2 separate regions of the Mus musculus genome follow, and region 2 is linked to region 1. Evidence: chromatin loops called from intact Hi-C (ENCODE). Cell type or tissue: left cerebral cortex. All regions are shown on one strand. Each heading gives the region's core, and the rest is flanking DNA. Links, peaks and the distances in the headings are about the cores only. Region 1 has its middle 290 kb from the start of Gm30904. Region 2 has its middle 43 kb from the start of Gm30904.

Evidence for each region. Peaks named below come from ENCODE experiments on the same cell type or tissue, not always from the same donor. Only the 100,000 strongest peaks of a DNase experiment are listed, where the experiment ranks them.
Region 2: it touches region 1 in a loop (6-fold over the local background); 5 of 42 quality-filtered maps call a loop at or near these places.

What each region holds. Positions count from the first base shown.
Region 1 is chr2:8,632,956-8,642,125 of GRCm38, forward strand. No RefSeq gene overlaps it. Among named protein-coding and RNA genes, the nearest start is that of Gm30904, 290 kb to the left of the region's middle. In left cerebral cortex, for the core only: CTCF peaks have their summits at 5,387 (motif pointing left) and 6,525 (motif pointing left); DNase peaks (open chromatin) are centred at 5,318, 5,738 and 6,525; H3K27ac peaks cover 466 bases.
Region 2 is chr2:8,384,168-8,393,337 of GRCm38, forward strand. No RefSeq gene overlaps it. Among named protein-coding and RNA genes, the nearest start is that of Gm30904, 43 kb to the left of the region's middle. In left cerebral cortex, for the core only: no CTCF peak of the experiment used is centred there; a DNase peak (open chromatin) is centred at 5,530; H3K27ac peaks cover 656 bases.

The sequences.
Region 1 (9,170 bases), core at 656-8,655:
TCTCCTTTTCCCCATGGCATGAGCCAGCACTCAACACACAGTTCCCTCTGAATTTCCTTTCTCCCATAAGCTAAAGAAATAAGAGTTGGAACAAAAAACTTTGTGAGTATCATAACCTCAACCTTTCCCCCAAATTCTCTGTCTTTATTTCCAATGTCATATATTATTTCTTCTCCCTGCTAGCCTGTCATAGTAACAAGCTCTAATGAGATGGATTAAAACTGAAATTGGTGTAAAATGGACTGAATTTAAGAAAATGTTCTTAAAGAAGCACAGACAACTTGAAATAGAAAGATACTACAAAATCTTAAGCCTTTGGCATCTATACCTACCACATGAATTACACAGAGCCAAGCTCCTGCCTGGGTTAAAATAAAAACTCAAACTAAAGCTTATAAGTCTCCCACTTTTCAAAATCTTATGCCAGCTTTCAAGTGAAATTACAATGTGCTAAAATGAAAAATTTAAAAGTCTGAAAATCTCAAGTAATCAAAACAACTAAATTCAAATTTAGAATTATCAGATGGGCAAATTAAAATAATTAGCATTGCTTGGTATGTTAAGGATTCATAAGGAGAAAGTGGAGTATATTGAAACACAAAGGAGAACTGGAAGTTCGCATAAAGCAATGAGAAGTGATGTAGGACATAAAAACGAGTTAAACAAACAAGCTAAGTAGGGCTTGGAATGGACACGTTAGAATATGGGACAAGGACAAAAAGAACGTACCAAACTTGAGGATAATGCTGTCATAAAATTTCTAAACAGAGATACAACAAGGAAAGGAAAAACAAATCTAAGAAGTATGGAGAGACTGAGAAGAGTTTTCTGGGAAAACCATAGATGGTGATTGATGGCAGAGTAGCAGCCTTGGGAGCCCTGGGATACAGGTGTAGGAGGTAACACTTATTGCCAGACATCAGCAATGGCATCAGGGAATACAATAACATCTGTGATCAGCAATACTAAATACCATGTGACAAGGTCAAAGACAGAGAATGGATCACTGTCACCAAGCTGGGACATGGGATCAGAAATATGAAGATCAAGTTCCTTAAGATTTGTCTTTTCTTCCTGCCCATTAAATTGTCTGAGATGATTGAGTTTTCCTTGAGGACATCCCTCAAGGTGGGTGGTTTGATGATCACATCTGTGTAGCATCACGGTCTAGCTGTGCAGTAGATCAGAGTCAAGCCACTGGGGACTATAGTGGAAACCCAGTATGGATGTTACTATTGCAAAGAAGTAGGTACTGCCATTCAAGGGGCTAACATTTTTTCCTCTTTTTTTTAAAGATATTTTCTTTATTTACATTTCAAATATTATCCCCTTTCCTAGTTTCCCCTCTGAAAATTCCTTATTCCCTCCCCCATGCCCCTGCTCCCCAACCGACCCACTCCCATTCCCAGTCCTGGCATTCCCCTATACTGTGGCAGAGAACCTTCACAGGGCCTAGGGCCTCTCCTCCCACTGATGACAGACTAGGCTGTCCTCTGCTACATATGCAGCTAGAGCCACAAATTCCACCATCTGTTTTCTTTGATTGGTGATTTAGTTCCAAGGAGCTCTGGGGATACTGGTTAGTTCATATTGTTGTTCCTCCCATGGGGCTTCAGACCCCTTCAGCTCCTTGGGTACTTTCTCTAGCTCCTTCATTGGGGACCTTGTGCTGCATCCAATAGATGATTGTGAGCATCCACCTCTGTATTTGACAGGCACTGGCAAAGGCCCTCAGGAGACAGCTAAATCAGGCTCCTGTCAGCAGGCTCTTGTTGGCATCTACCATAGTGTCTGGGTTTAGTGGTTATTTATGGTATGGATCCCCAAGAGGGACAGTCTCTGGATGGTCATTCCTTCAGCCCCTGCTCTGAACTTTGTCTCTGTAACTCCTTTCATGGGTATTTTGTTCCCCCTTCTAACAAGGATTCTGAGCTTCTGGGCTAATATTGCTGATCAGTGAGTGCATATCATGTGTGTTCTTTTGTGATTGGGTTACCTCACTCAAGAGGCTAACATTTTGGTCCAACTCTCCATTGCCTCTGTGAAAATAAAGCCAAGGGGAAATAAGATTGGTAGGCACCATTTAATCCTATATCAAGGGTTGACCAGTGCGCTGCAGTACCACTATGCTTCATCCCCAAGCTAAACAACTGCCAACATTAGAAATTTATCCTATGTCTTCTTGGAAGACATCTATATCAGCAAGAGCTACCTGACCCCTAAAAAAAAGACCTTGTTCAACACAGGTTCACTGACCAACTTATGCTACACGCATACGTTACCTGAGCTCAAGCTGTGCTTACTGCATACTATATTTATATAAGAAAGATAGAAGTGTAAAGTGGTGTGAGGATGGTGAAAACATCAAAAGAAGGCAAGAAAAATCTGCAATTTTCATAGCCAAAATGATTTTTACCAAAATGAACTATAGGCATAAAACCAAGGACTTTGGAGACCCAGAGAACACTAAAAAAAAAACTGAAAAACTAGCCCATATCTAATAGAAACAAACAAAAACCAAAGAAGTGAAATATTATACAGAGAGAAAGAAGAATCAGAGTTATTTTAATATAGTTTCAATTCGCCATTGAAAAGAGTATAGAAAGAATTTAGTAGGGATTAAAGAAAAAACAAAAGTGAAGGAGTCCATATTGAAAGAAAATGTCCCTACTAAATGAAAGAGACATAAGTATTTTCTCCATAAAAAAAAAAAAAAAACAAAAAAAACCTTAATTTAAAGCACTCTTCAAATAATAAGACAAAAAATTCACATTGTTAAAAAAAAGGGGAAAGATGATTTAAGAGAAGCATAGTAGAAGTTTATTTTAGATTTATTTATTTAGATGTGTGTATGTGACTGCGAAGTGTAAAGTAAGTTGTGTCGGATGGTGTTTTGTTGGGCAAACATGGGATGGAGTGTTTTCCTAAAGCAGACACAAGTGAAAGTATGCTTTGCTAAAGCAGACATGGGTGAAATGGTGTTCTGCTAAAGCAAGCACATAAAGGACACATGGTGGAGGGTTATTTGCTAAAGGCATGCATGTATTGGTCCATCTTACATTAAATAGTTAAGCTCCATTTGTTGGGACTCCATAGAGAGAAACACACCAAAAACTTCTGGTCATGTGCTGCAGCTTCTTGCAGCTTCCACAGCAAACTCTGGCTGATTGGCAGAGTGATACCAGCTGGGACTGATTCATGTGGAATTTTGCTAAGTCATACTTGTGTGTTGAGACAAGACTCATGGAGTGTTGCAGGTATTATTAGAAAATAACCCACACTATTGCCAGCTACTCTCTGGCCCCAAAGCCTAACTAGAGAAGAATGGCAGTCCATCAGCCTTGGTGGGGTGCAGCAAGAGCAGCGTGTTGCGGGCAGTTGGTAATACAGAATGGACATGCTGTTCTAGAAAAAAAGAGAAAAGCTGAAACTGCCAGGTTGGTCTTCCACTTCAGAAATCTAGAGGACAAACATATGAAGCCCAAAGCAAACAGATTTTAAATGCAAAATTAAAGCAGATGTCAATAAAATTAACATAAATATAATAGAGATAATCAATAAAAAACTGTTCTTTGAAAAGATTATAAAATGGATTTGCATCTAGTTAGATTGACTATGAGAGTAAAAACAATCACACAAGCTACCATTCAGAAACAAAAAAGGTTCCATTACCATGGAACTCATAGACACTAACAGTCTGATGAGGAATAATGATAAACTCTGCATAGAAAATGACAATTGCAAAACTGGGGTTCAGAGTAACAAATGATTGTTTTAAAAATGAGAATATAAATTAGATGTACTGGCTCGGAATTAAATGTTCCTTTGAATAGATGGACAAGAACAGTGTGGTTGGATGTGTATCCTTGCTTGTTTTTGCTACCTGCTACAAATCACTTTCCATCCCTGCAGCATCTGCTACATTTTGTTACCTAGCTGTTTATCACCATAGCACTAATACCAACATAAATGGTTGCTGTCCCCATGTCCCGTGTCCTAAGGTATGGACAGGCTGTCTACACTAGTAATCAGTAGGCCCACTTTAATTTTTGAAGGAAAAACTGATAACTCAATACAATAAAGTAAGTTTGTTAAGGATGGCAGCTCTTTTAAATACTTTTCTCATTACCAGGACAAAGTAAATGATCAAAGCAACTCAAGGAAAAAAATGTTTATTTAGGCTCTGAGTTTGAGGGTATAATCCATCATGGCTGGACAGTCAAGGTAGCTGGAGCTTGAGGTGACTCGTTAGATCCATGGTGAAGAAGCAGGGAAAAATGTGGATATTCAACTCAGTTTCTGATTATGCACCTGAAAATCCAGATGCACTCGCATGTATATGCTTGACTCAGTGGATACAAAGGCTAGAGGATGTTGTCCTTGGTAAACTATGATGTCGTCTATGGTATCCTCTGAGCCACAACTCAGCAGTTCACTCAGGATGGCTGGCCACTGAGCTCAGTGTATCATCTTGTCTCTGCTCCCTCAGCCCTGGAGTTACAGACACATTCTTTCATGTCCTACTCTAATGTGGATGCTGGCCATCTGAACCCAAACCCCATGCTGTCTGGTCAGCTGAACATTGCCCTCACTCATGTTACAGATTTTCAAATAATTAATTCAGTGCTCTCTCTGCAGCAATCCTAGAACATCATAAAGTCTTTATCCTAACCAAAATGCCATCATTCGTTGAATTCAATAGATTTGATGAGAGTTAAATGACACAGTAAGAAATAATAGTGCCGTTTTCTATAATATACAAGATGTAATTTTCTATCTGACATTTATAAAAAAAAAGACAATGAGAATTACTTTTACAGTCATAAAAGACAGCATAGTGTTGAATGACTTGAGAAATATTAAAACTAAATCTTTTACACACCTAATTTTTTTTCTATCTGGAACATATATTTCTCATGAATATTTGAACAAGTATGATAAATAGACATTAGAGAAAGTAAAACTTCTATTCTTTTTTTTTTTTAAACAGGAACAGGCTTAGTCTAGCACATACACATACTGGTAAATGCAAAGTCACTAAAGAAGAATCCTGGAAAAAGTCACGTCTTATCTGATCTGAGAATGGTTCCCATAAACTTGAGTTTCCCATGTTAAGAATGCAAGCAGCTCCAAAGGCAAGGCTGCTTCCTTTTGGTATTTCATAGTTTATACCAAATAAGCTTTAAACGTGCGAATGTTTCTCTTGTAACACGGTGTGCTACTGCAGAACTTACGGGGAAGAGGAGGGGACTTAGATCAAACAGATTCCATGCACTTCTGCGCGTATTCAGCTCAACAACTCAATGACTGCTGTATACACAAAGTTAAAACGGCAGAAATAAAGGCAGCTGTGCAGCAAACAAGTGAAAAAGCTTTCTGCTGCCCTCTGCTGATATTGCAGGATCTTCATGCATTCTGCAGGTGTTTATCTTGCAATGTTGGAAGAAAGATTTCCTTTGTGCCTTTGACTACATAAGATGAAAAATATCAATAATAATCATATTTCAATATATTAAATATAAAAGATGAGGACTAGTGGTTGTTTTTAAATTTCAGAATTGCTAAGGATAGTAACTCCTTGTCTTAGTTATATTTTCTGTCACTGTAGTAAAATACCCTGAGAAAAATAACTTAAAGAAGAAAGACATGAATTGGGCTAGCACTCTGAGGACACTGTCATCAGGCAGTGTGGAATACATGTCCCAGGGCTGGGAGTTTGAGTCAGTTGGTCAGATTGCATCTGCAGAGAGGAAGGAGAGAGTAATGGTTCTTCCTGCTCAGCTAGCTTCCTCCTCTCTATGTTAAGTACTCAAATGGTACCGCACTGCTTCCCTCCTACACAGGATCTCCTGGGTTCCTGGAGGTTGGCTTCTGCGTGATTCCAGAGCCTCTCAAGATGACCATCAACCCTAACTATCACATATCTTTTTCCACATTGTATTTTAGGAAAACAGAGATAGAGGCATTACTTCTTTAGAGTTCTCATACTTGCTCCTGTCTTTCTTGGGTTAGAAAGTAGGTTAATTTTCATTTATCTCTGATTAGTCAGTGCCCCCCTTTTGCCAATATTATTTGACTGTTCTCCATCCCACAGCTACATTCTTATGAAAGATAAAATGAGACACACATTCTTTTTTTTTCTCACTTAATCTTTTTTTTAATTAGGTATTTTCCTCATTTACATTTCCAATGCTATCCCAAAAGTCCCCCATACCCACCCCCCCTACTCCCCTACCCACCCACTCCCCCTTTTTGGCCCTGGCGTTCCCCTGTACTGGGGCATATAAAGTTTGCAAGTTCAATGGGCCTCTCTTCTTAAGGAAGAGAAAAATTATGTGAGTAAGAAAAGAACTTTAGTTTGCTAGGAGTTCTTAGAATGGTGAAATGAAAACACACTCTATTGGGCTGGAGAGAAAGTATAGTGGCTAAATACGTTTTTCTCTTCCATAAGACCTAACTTTAGTTCCCAAGACTTAAGTAAGGCATCTTACAGCCACCTGTAACTCCAGCTTCAAGGGATCTAATGCCCTCTGCTGGTCTCCATGGGTACTCACACACATGCCTCTGTGCCTCTAGATCTGTCTTGGTCTCTCTCCTCTCTCGCTCGCTCTCTCTCTCTCTCTCTCTCTCTCTCTCTCTTTCCCCTCTCTCTATTTCTCTCCCTCTCCCCTTCTCTCTCTCTCTCTCTCTCTCTCTCTCATAAACAAAATGAAAATAAATCTTTTTAAAAATCAAATTTTATCAATGAGAGACAATCAATGTTTAGAATCATTTACTGAATTCCATTTAGCTCAGGAAAGCTTGAAATGAAAGTTGTGGATAGCATGCAATAAAAATATTCATGTAACATTTGGGAAAAGTCATGGTCTCTCTCTCCACACCCCACCCTCTCTCCAATCTCCCATCATTCTCACACCTCCCTACTTTCTGTTTCTTCATTCCATTTTCTAATGATGTGTAGTAAGAATATAGCCATATATTTAGAGTATTAAGAGTTAAGAACCATTAAAGTTAAAAAAAAAGAAACTATTATTTCAGCTATCAGTTTATTGTTCAGCACATATAAAATCTAAGCATGAATAACCCAAAAAATAAAACCTGAGAATTAAGTAATGCTTTCAAGATCTATGTTGTTGTTAGAGCCAAGTAATTAACTTCTCAGGGGAGAGGCATTGAAAAGCAACCAAGTTGTCTTTAAATATTATTCTGACAATAAAATGGTGATATCATTAGTGGCCGCTAGGGATTGGAAATAAACCTGGAAGTGGAAGTGTGGATAGAATTACTCATCTTGCTTGGCCAGAAGTGAGAAAAAGCAGAGTGGATAGAGGAGCCTCCCAAGTGCCATTCGCCAGCATGTCCACCTTTAGAGACATCGCATAAGAATCAGGATTAGTGAGGCCAGTATCAACTATCATAGTTTTAAGCTGCTATGAAAAACCCACGTGAAGGACTGCGGGGATTACTGAAGCCAGAAGCTCTACGGCTGACAATCATCTAAGAACTCAAATCACTACAAAGATGACTCAATGGAGAGATAATAAGCAATGATGCAAATTATTATGCCAACAGTACTCAGTCCTTGAAAGTAGCATCTGAGATTCCTTACATGATCCACTCTAGCCAAAGCTAGTAGGTTATGTGGGTTAGTCATAAGAGCTGTGTCTAAATAACATTATTGATTAAAAGCATCCAATGATCGTCAATAGTTTGAATCTCTCTCTCTCTCTCTCTCTCTCTCTCTCTCTCTCTCTCTCTCTCTCTCTCTCTCCCTCTCCTACCCTTCATCTGTCTGTCTGTCTGTCTTTCTGTCTGTCTGTGTGTTTTTGCTATGGATTGAAGTAGAGCCTTGTAGCTGAGAATCTGGAGCTCTGCTGGTGAGAAACCGCCTCAGCACTCTCCTCTCTTATTTTGAAAAAGAATCTCATAGTTTCTCACACTGGTCTTGAACTCACTATGTACCACAGGAGGGCCTTGAATATATAGTCCCCATGCCTCAGTCTCCCAAGTAACTGATATTCCAGACCTACACCACCAAGCCTGGAAAAAGGAATGTTTTACATAAATTATCTGCCATCCCAGGAGTTCCTATAGCAGTGCCTAGAACCCAGACTTAAATGTGTCACAGTGTTGCATGCTGCTTTTAGGGGTTTCAAGTTTATTTGGAGCTTTAACTTCTAAAAAAGCTTTCTCTCAATATATTTTTCTGTAATCGTTCTTAAAATCTACTTCCCCCCAAAACTTGAAAGTTTAAAGTGTAAAATGAGATATTTGCTGTGGATATATTCTGAGGAATGCCTAATATCAAGCTAATGAAATCACCATTCCACTCGAATAGTTATTTTAATGACATTTAAGGTGCATTTTGCTAGCAAGTTCCCAGTTCATCATAGCTTATCAATATCAGCAGCCTTCCCCCCATATAACAGACCTGCAGATGCTTCTCCTCCTAGATCCTCTGCTATCATCTAAAACTTCTTCAAACTCCCAGCCCCTGGGAGACAATCATTCATGGCTCTTCTCTGAGTTCAGTTTTTCCAGCTGAACTATCACCTACAGAAATGACTGTTTAAGGTATTTGTCTTCTGTGTCTGAGTTACTTCACTAAGCCTTATTACCTTTGGGCTCCTCCACAGTGTCTCAAACCATATGAGGTTATATTTTAATAAGGAATAGTTATTAATTATGTATAAGCGTATTGTGCTGGCTAGTTTTGTGTCAACTTGACACAGCTGGAGTTATCACAGAGAAAGGAGCTTCAGTTGAGGAAATGCCTCCATGAGATCCAACTGTAAGGCATTTCCTCAATTAGTGATCAAGGGGGAAAGGCCCCTTGTGGGTGGTGCCATCTCTGGGCTGGTAGTCTTGGTTCTATAAGAGAGCAGGCTGAGCAAGCCAGAGGAAGCAAGCCAGTAAAGAACATCCCTCCATGGCCTCTGCATCAGCTAGTGCTTCCTGACCTGCTTGAGTTCCAGTCCTGACTTCCTTTGGTGATGAACAGCAATGTGGAAGAGTAAGCTGAATAAACCCTTTCCTCCCCAACTGCTTCGTGGCCATGATGTTTGTGCAGGAATAGAAACCCTAACTAAGACAAATATAAAATATTTTGTTAATGTGTTCGTCCACCTATGGACTGTTAAGTTGATCACAAATCTTTACTATTGTCAGTG
Region 2 (9,170 bases), core at 758-8,757, 250 kb before region 1:
ACAGGTACCAGCACATAGGTGAGTACACACACACACACACACACACACACACACACACACACACACGTAAAATTACATCATTAAGCTATCAAACAAGCTAATCATATCTTGTATTCTATTTCTTCAGTCCTCTAATGAAATACATAATCCCAGAAATCAAGGATATGTCTTAGGCAGATAAATCTCACCAATATGCATGTATACAAATATGCAAGTCAATAATCAATTATCAAGAGCCTATTTTCATCTTAGCGTGACAGATATATGGATGCTGAATAGTTACCTACAAGAAAGTATTTTATTTAAATTGTTATTAATGTTAAGTAACCGAGCAAGTATTAAATTAGCTTTGTTCATTGTCAGAGGTTTTAGAAATCTTTTGAACAGATATTATCTCCCATAAATCTATGTTGTTTCAGGCAAGTCTCTAGTTCCTACTATTTTCAGATACATATTTCTTGATAAACATCAGTATTTATCCATTTTTTAGTATGAGGAATTTTGAATATCCTGTTGAAAACTCAAGTATACTTGTCAAATATGAAACCTTTATATATAAAAGCTAATGTAGAACTTTTGGAATGGTATTCTGTGATTACTATTTTTTCTTTTTTTTTTATTAGGTATTTTCCTCATTTACATTTCCAATGCTATCCCAAAAGTCCCCCATACCCTCCCACCCACTATTTTAAGTAACATTTCAGTTGTAAATTTGTGTTTCTTTGTCTGTTTAACCTAAGCCCAGTGACCTGACACTAGTCATGATTCTCAGAAAAAAAAAATACATAAAATGATTTCAAGAGGAAATACAGAAAAATTCAACATCTTGAGCTGATCCTTAACTATCAAGAATATTGAAATAAAAAGAAATTACGGAGGCTGCAGAAATAAGTCATCAATTAGGAGCACATGCTGATCTTGATGTGGACTCAGGGTCAGTTTTCAGCACCCACTTCTGGACCATGACCATTACTGATTGCAACTCCACCTCCATGGGCTCTGATGTCCTCTTTCAGCCTTTGCAGGTTCCTGCACACATATGTTCATGTATGTATATTGACACAAACATAAACACATAACCATAAAAGAAGAAGAAATCTAAAGAAAGAAAATAGGATAGAAAAATTTTACTAGTAAATCTTATTCTTTATTTGCAAATGTTAAAATTAAAATATATTTATAACATTATTTTCTTCAATCTTCTTACTCCAACCTTCTCCATAGTGATCCCTGAGATTATTCCTCATTAATGATATAATATATCATTATATATATGCATATATGTGTACACACACACACCCTACTAGATCTATTTAGTTCTGCTTTTATTGTGCCTTTCCCCAGGCTTGAGCAGGCTGATTAAGACCTTGTTTATGCCACAGCTGGCTAGACCACCAGGAATGGAGTCTTCCATTCCATATTGTCCTGTCACATCTGCAGCTTCTTCCAAGAATCCACTACCTGCTGAGAGGCTGAGCTTGGTTTCCTGAGGAGATTCTGATAAAGCAATGAAGATCCTGACATAGTGTGGGATGGGTCTCCTCCCTTTTTAAGTTCAGACTCAAAGAGTAAACATTGGGCCTTGATCAGAAACTTTGTTTTGGTGTCATTCTTTTCTTGCTGCCCATTCCATACAGCCCCAGCTTTCCTTTCAGGAACCCAGTTCTCCTTAGCCGCTGATGGCTACATTATATTACATTATATTACACTCAGTTACTCAGTACTGGATAACCTAAGAGAAGGTTCCTACCTGGGAAAGACTGATTTTCCTACTCTCAGCATTTGTTAATTTCTTGTAACTCACTGTTTAGGGGTAGGACTCCATGACTTTTCCCCCTTCCATGTTAGCAAATCTATTGATATTGTCATTGTTAAAGGAATTGGAGATATCCATTTTGTTGAAATTTCCACGTCATTTCTAGGAGATATAACCTCACAGCAAACTTACGTCCTTTGGCCCTTACAATGTTTCTGTTCCCCACATTTTAGGTGGGGGAGTAGTGTTGAAGATTCATCAGTTAGGGGTGAGCACTGCAAGATCAGTTGTTCTTTGCAGGGATGATCTCTGACTGCTGGAACTTTTGTGAGTTTGTTTTAGGAAAGCTTCCCAATGACATGGAAATTGTCAAGAATATTGGACAACCTGGGTGAAATCAATGCTTCCTTATTTTTCCCTAATTGGCTTTTACTTTGTTGAGAATTATAATGAATTTTATAAGTATTTGGAAGTTTGTTGATATGAATTTGAAATAGATATTATTTAACTTAGGTAATGTTAATTGTCTTAAGGTTTACTTTGGTAGTTATTGATCAACAGGATACAATTAGAAAATATTTATGGAAAAAAGAAATAATCTGCTATACGGTTTTTATGGGACCATTGGAAGATAACAGAAAAGCAAGTCAAGGAGGCAGTGGAGGATGGACTTCTCTGTATCTGTCTTCAGCTTTGGCTTACTTGAGAAAAGAGCAGAGTATTTCTGAATTACACAGAAAAAAAGTGAAATTAGTTGTCAGTTGTCTCCGGTGAAGACATTTATTTTTCGCATTCTCTCCCAGAGCAACTTGTCATTGCAGGTACAAGTCTCATGACACAGCATGGGTGAAACCCGTGTCAAGGGGTAGCCTGAGCTTTAAGGAGCTTTTTTAGTTGAAATTTGATATTCAAATGAAATCAACATGTTCTACATAAACAGCAGAGTCATCCTACTCAAAAAACAAGTCAGCCTGAACCAAACTGAAAGGCCACAAAGTGGAAGTCTGCAGGAACAAGTGTAATGACTACATGATTTGAAGAATGCATGGTTTGTTTCTCTTGGGCTGCTTTTTTTTTTTTTTTTTTTTTTGAAACATCTCAAAGCCTTAAATATCACATATTACCAAACTGAAAAGATTTGTTGAGATTTTCCTCTCAATAATTTAGGAGGGGTGATTCAGATAGGCACGGGCATAAGTGGACTGAAGAACATTCTTCACGTTTAAAATTGAAAAGAGGAAAAGAAAAAGAAAACAAGAAACATAAAGTGCAGGTAGCATTTCTGGAAATAAAAGGATATGCTTCGATTCCTGTGAGGCTGAAAACCTGCTTTCTATTGGATATTTTGTTCTCAGGAAAAGCTTTTAGATTAGAAGGGAGGTTAAACTTAACACCAAGAATAAATAGGTGCTGGAGGAGATCTGAAAATAAGGTAGTGTTTGTGCTTAGGGAATGGTATCTTTGTTTTGTCTTTGCTGCTATTGGGATCAGAGACTTTCAATAGGACTTGGTATTGCTCTTCTGTCCTAATCTACGACATTTAGGTCATCACTAAATATTATGAAAGCTATTCTCAAAACAGATCCTGATGCTGAGGGAGGTGGCACTGGATTTTTATCCCAACGCTTAGCAAGCAGAGATCAGCAGATCTCTACCTGTGACTGGCTAACCTGCTCTACATAGAGAATTCCAGGCCATCCAGGGCTATGTGGTAATACCAGTCTCAAACACCACCAAGAAAACTACATGTATTTAGTATCTATATCTATCAGCTATCTATCTATCCATCCATCACCTATCTATCTATCTATCTATCTATCTATCTATCTATCTATCTATCTATCTATCTATCTATCTATCTATCTAATCACCTGATTGCTACAGGGTTTGACCATAGTTACAGCTGACATCTCAGGCACATGAGCAACATTTTACACTTGGGTGATGCTGCTATTTTCTAAACGATGTGCATATCTTCATGATAAACTCTCTCTGATAGTGAGTAAGCACCACTCAGCTTTAAGCAGTTCCTGTTATTCTTTTCGAGGGCACTATGGTCCGTCATTATATTTCCACAAAGACTGTACCTTTCATTTTGTTTCCCTTCCTTCCTTTTCTTTACATTACTTTCTCACGCTCTGGGCTTTTTTTTTTTTTTTTTCAATCACATTATACTCATATGCTACACTCAATTCTTTAAGAGATTCCCTAATGTTCATACCCATTGACTATGTAAACCACATTTGCACAGTCCATTGTAGGCATTCACAACAAAATGCCTTCAACTGAATGACAAGAGTCAGCCAAAATTGATTTTTCTCATATAAAGGGGCCATGCAACTGTTTATCTATGGTGCTTTCTTGCTGCATCTTCAGGTGGTGTTAGTGCTATGATTCTTCTGTAGTGAGGGGACTATTACCATTCATGAGGACTTTGCACTCATGACCTGATTGACTTTCAAGTGTTCTCACTCCTAATACCATCACCTGCGTCATTATGTTTCTGCACCTGAATTTTGGGGAGAAACAAGAAATCAGAAAATAGTGATATTTTAATTCAGGACATAATGATACTTTAAGTCAGACCATTCTAAAAGCTGTGAGTAGACACACAAGTGTTCCACACAATCAGCACTTTGCACAAACATTAGTGTTTTTTAGAGGTGTTTTCTTCGAGGCACACATGACATTTAGGTCATTACCAAATACTAGGAAAGCTATCCTTAAAACAGATCCTGACGCTGAGGGAGGTCAACCACCTCCACAATCACCTGCCACACATTTCCTTTTGTTCATATATTTATGATATATGATGTGAAACATAATATATATGATAAAATATAGCTTATGTAGTATATATACTATAATATATAGTATATAGAGACATATAGCATATATAGTATATGTATATATGCTAGATATACAAGTATATTTAATAGATATATAGTGTATGCAGTTTATATGCATTATATATATACATATATATATATATCATGATTGTTTTTTGCATATAGGTTTAATTATATATAGAATATATACTATTCTACAGTACCATGATAAGGGGAGAACAATAATTTTAGTTTGTTTGGTGCTAAACAAATACTTAATGTTTTTTATATGATTCATTAAGAAGGTTATCTTTAAGAGCAAGTGCAAAATAAGACTGGGGAGGTAGGTCAATTAAGTATATAAAAATATTTGGTTCTAAATATTAATAAAAATGATAGAAAATGAATATTTGTTTTAAATTGGGATATAAATAATGAATTTTGATTTTTAATTATTCTGGTCAACTTCATTGAAGTATTATATTAGCTACTTTTATTGCTGTGACAAAGCCCCTAACAAGAAGCTATTTATAATAGGAACAAAGGTATATCCCGCTTATGTTTTGAGAAGGTAAAATGAGTCTTGTCAGCAATGTTTGGCAACAGGAACCTTCATGTTGTCAGGAGTATAGCTAGAATGCCTCATCTCATATCTTAGTATAATAAGGAGCAAAGACTTGACAGGAAGTAGATGCAGACAGTAAAAGTTTAAATCACCCCTCTCCCGAGATTCATTACCACCAGAGAGGTTCCACCTCCTAAAGTGTCCACAGTATCTCCAAATACCACCAAAAGCTGATGACTTCAAATACTTGACCCTGTCAGGCACATCACAAACCTCAGAAGTATACACTTAAAAAGTGTAAGAGGTTTTATTTTTAAGCTTTAAGTGAATTTTGACAGTTGTACAGTCTCACACTATTCATCTCAGCCACAATATTGGACATATTTATAGCCCACAACGTCCTCCTCACCATCTGAGACTCAGACCTTTCCTCTGTGCTTAGATTATGGCAAAATTTAACATCCGGACACTGCCATCTTCATTTTGTTAGAGGAATAATTGTCTCAAATTCTGTGTCTCTTTATTTACTTGATTTATTTGCAAGAGGAATCTGGACTATGGGATGGTGCAGCATTATAACTTCCTTTTTATGGCTATAGCTGTATATACATAGCAGTTTTAAAATTCTGCTTATCAGTTGATGGACATTTGAAAAATCCTCATTTAGCAGCTGTTACAAGTACCATTTCTTATCCATGAATGAGTCCTTGTATGGGCTTAAGGCACATTTCCTCCCTTGGATTAGCACTGCTTTCCTATATGAAAGAACACATATCTAATGTTATAGAACTGTAATTGTCTCCCAAAGAGATTGTTAGAGTTTGCATCGACACTATGATTCGCGAAGTGTTTTTGTTTTTGACATTCTTCCCACCATTGGGTATTTTGAGCATTTTCATTTCTGTCTCGCTATTAAGTATGGGGAGTACCCCATGATGACTTTGAATTTGCATTTTTGTAATGAATGATAATGTTAAGTCTTTTCCCTTTGAAAGCCCTGTGCATCTATTGTCTTATGAAAAGTACCATTCAGACTTCTTGACAATGCTAGTATTTAGAGATATAATTGGCACATAACCTCCGATCCCATGAATCGTTTTCTCTGCTTATATGGCTACATCTGCTTTTAAAATTTCTTTTGAAGATATAAAGTTGATAATGCCACAGTTATGGCTTTACTTTTAGAAGTCTTACCTTTTGTTTTATCACATTTTCTCTCACATAATCCAGTTGCATAGTGGTTTCTTTAATACTTTCCTATGTGTTTTAGAATTCTAGTTTTATGTACAATTTACCTCAATTCACTTACATTTTTAGATAAAACGTTGGTTTGGTTAATTTTATTTTCTGTGAAAATTCAATTTTCCAACACCACTAGTTAACATATTGATATTTTCTTAAATAATCCCATAGGAACTAGTTATGGTGTGGCAATTAAATGCTCCCCCACCCCCACAAAGCTACAGTTTGCTATTCAGTTACTGAGACACAATTATATCACTAAAGCTCGGACATAAACAGTGGATTTATAGTTTGATGTATTACTGAAAATGATAGAATCTTTTGGAAATAAGGCTTAGCAAGGTACCAAGGGGAAATTTACATGGCCTGCCTCAACTTATGGCACACTCTTTTCACTCTGGCTTTTGTCTGTTTTATTTTGCTCCTCCACTTGCTTGTGATGTTCAATCTGGCCTCACATATGCAGTAATGGAGCCCACCTTTGAAACCAGAGCACTTGGGACAATGAAGTAGAGATGCTGAGATGGCAGCCAACGTGGTAGACTATGGAATGCTTTCAAAGGCAGCCTGGTCAGCACAGCAAGACTTTGACTCTGATAAAAAAAAAAAATTTCAAGGACAAAAACTACAATGTCTGAAATTACAAGGCTAAAATAATTATTTCCTCCATTAGTTTTCTCTCTCAATGTTTTTCATAAATATGAAAAGTCAACTACTAGCGTGAATTTATTTAAATATCAAGTATCTATTGAAGCCTATTTCTAGATCATCTATTCCACTAAGCAAATCATCTATTCATGCTGTGGTATTCATTATGTACAAATTAACTCTATGGGAAACCTTGACATTGGTTAGTGCAAACTTTGTATCTCCATTGTTTTAAAAGGTTTTTTGTTACTACCAGTTGAATTCCAGTGTTCATTGAAAATCAGACTGCTGATTTTTACAAACTAAAGGAAACAAAGAGTCTGCTCCATTTCTGATAGAAAGGGCAATGAACCTCAGGGTTTGATTTCACTATTGAACCTTTCAATATGTGGCATAATATATTAATTTTCCATTTGCTTACCACATACAGTTTCACTTCCATTGTAAGAATCACACACGCAGAATAACATTTTATCCTTAAATATTTAGTAGTCACAGATTCTAAATAGTATTTTAGTTGCTTATGTTTAATTTTTCACTATAAATATCTAGGGCTGAAACTCACTTACACATATTGACCTTGTATTGTGGGAGTTTCAAAGATTTACGTATTTTCTTCTAAATGATTTTATGATAGTTCTTTGGGAGGTTGTTTGTTTGGTTTTGGGATTTTCTACAAAAAAGGAAAATAAATATAATTTTATTCTGCATTAGTTACCTGTGCTTCCATATCAAAGTACACTAGATGAGGAAACTGAATAAAAATTTATCATCTCACTATTTCAGAGTAGAAGAGGTCCAAAGTCAAATTTCCATTATGCTTTGTAAGTTTTGAACATTGTGTAGGAAAAATCTCCCAGTTCTTCCTTGTTCATTTATGTAAACTCGAACTTCACTGTTTAAAGTTTTTTAGTGAAGGAGTAGTGTTTTGTCTTGTTATTTTGTTTGGTTTTTGTTTGTTATTTTTCCCTTGGGACTTCATATGCCACTGGATGTGGAACCTACAATCAGTATATTCATTGGTGCTGATGAAGATGGAACAGAAATATGTGGTCTGTCCAGCTTTCTACCCAGTGCTAAGTGGCATTTATAAAAGACAAGAGGAGAAGTAAAATGAAAAGCAATATGTCATTCTGACAATTAGCTTGGATTTCAAGGCATTTTCAGTGTCAAGTTATTTTCCTTATAAAACTCAGTCATAGTTTTAAAGTGTTGATATACTCAGTTACAGGGAAAACATGAGGAATTGCTGGAGGCACCACATCATATGCAGATTTTAGCACATTTTACAAAGAACGGAATTTATGTTGGTCAGTTTATCTTGTGTAAATGAAGCACCTGAATTAATTAGTGTATAAAAAAATATTTATTTTAGCTCACATGTTTGAAGTGAGGGTTTCTGGCCCCGGTTAAATTCTCTAACAGATTTCTTCTCTGACAATTGAGACAATGCTAGAAGGAGCTCAGAGGGGAGCAAATGGACCACCTCATAAACCAAAAAAGCAAAAGGAGAAAGAAAATAATCGAGATGTTGCAATACCCAGAGAGAGGATGTCCTGGATCAACTAATGGCCTGCAGTGACACTTGGCCATTAGTGACTAGTGGCCTGCTAAGGTCCACAGCATCTCTCAAAGATTCCAGCTTGAGTACCACGACCTTCCCAAGTGGACCCCAGGTTGCATCCAAACCATGGCTAGGTCTTAGGATTCTAAAAGCATTTCAGCCTTGCAACACATCCCTACACCATTTTGTCTCAGAATGTACAGTATCCTTTATGCTTTCATTGTGAATCTATTTGTAACGTCTAATTTTGTGTTGGGTCCTTAATGTGTTATTCTCACTGTGTTCATATTGTAATTTTATACTCTCTTTCCCCCTTATTATATTAGCTGACCTTCTTATATTGGTGGATTGTAACCACTATGCATACAAAATTCACAGCAATTACTGCTTTGAGTGTTAATAAGTATTTATTCTCATTATATTAGCAATGATGTTACACTGGGTTACAGAAATGTGTGAATTGATAATAGGCCTCCCAAAACAAAGCCTTTGAAACAGTTGCCAAAAGTCCAAGGAAATGTAGCTAGCTACTTTGAAATTTCCTTGCTAAAATAAACAAAAAAGGTT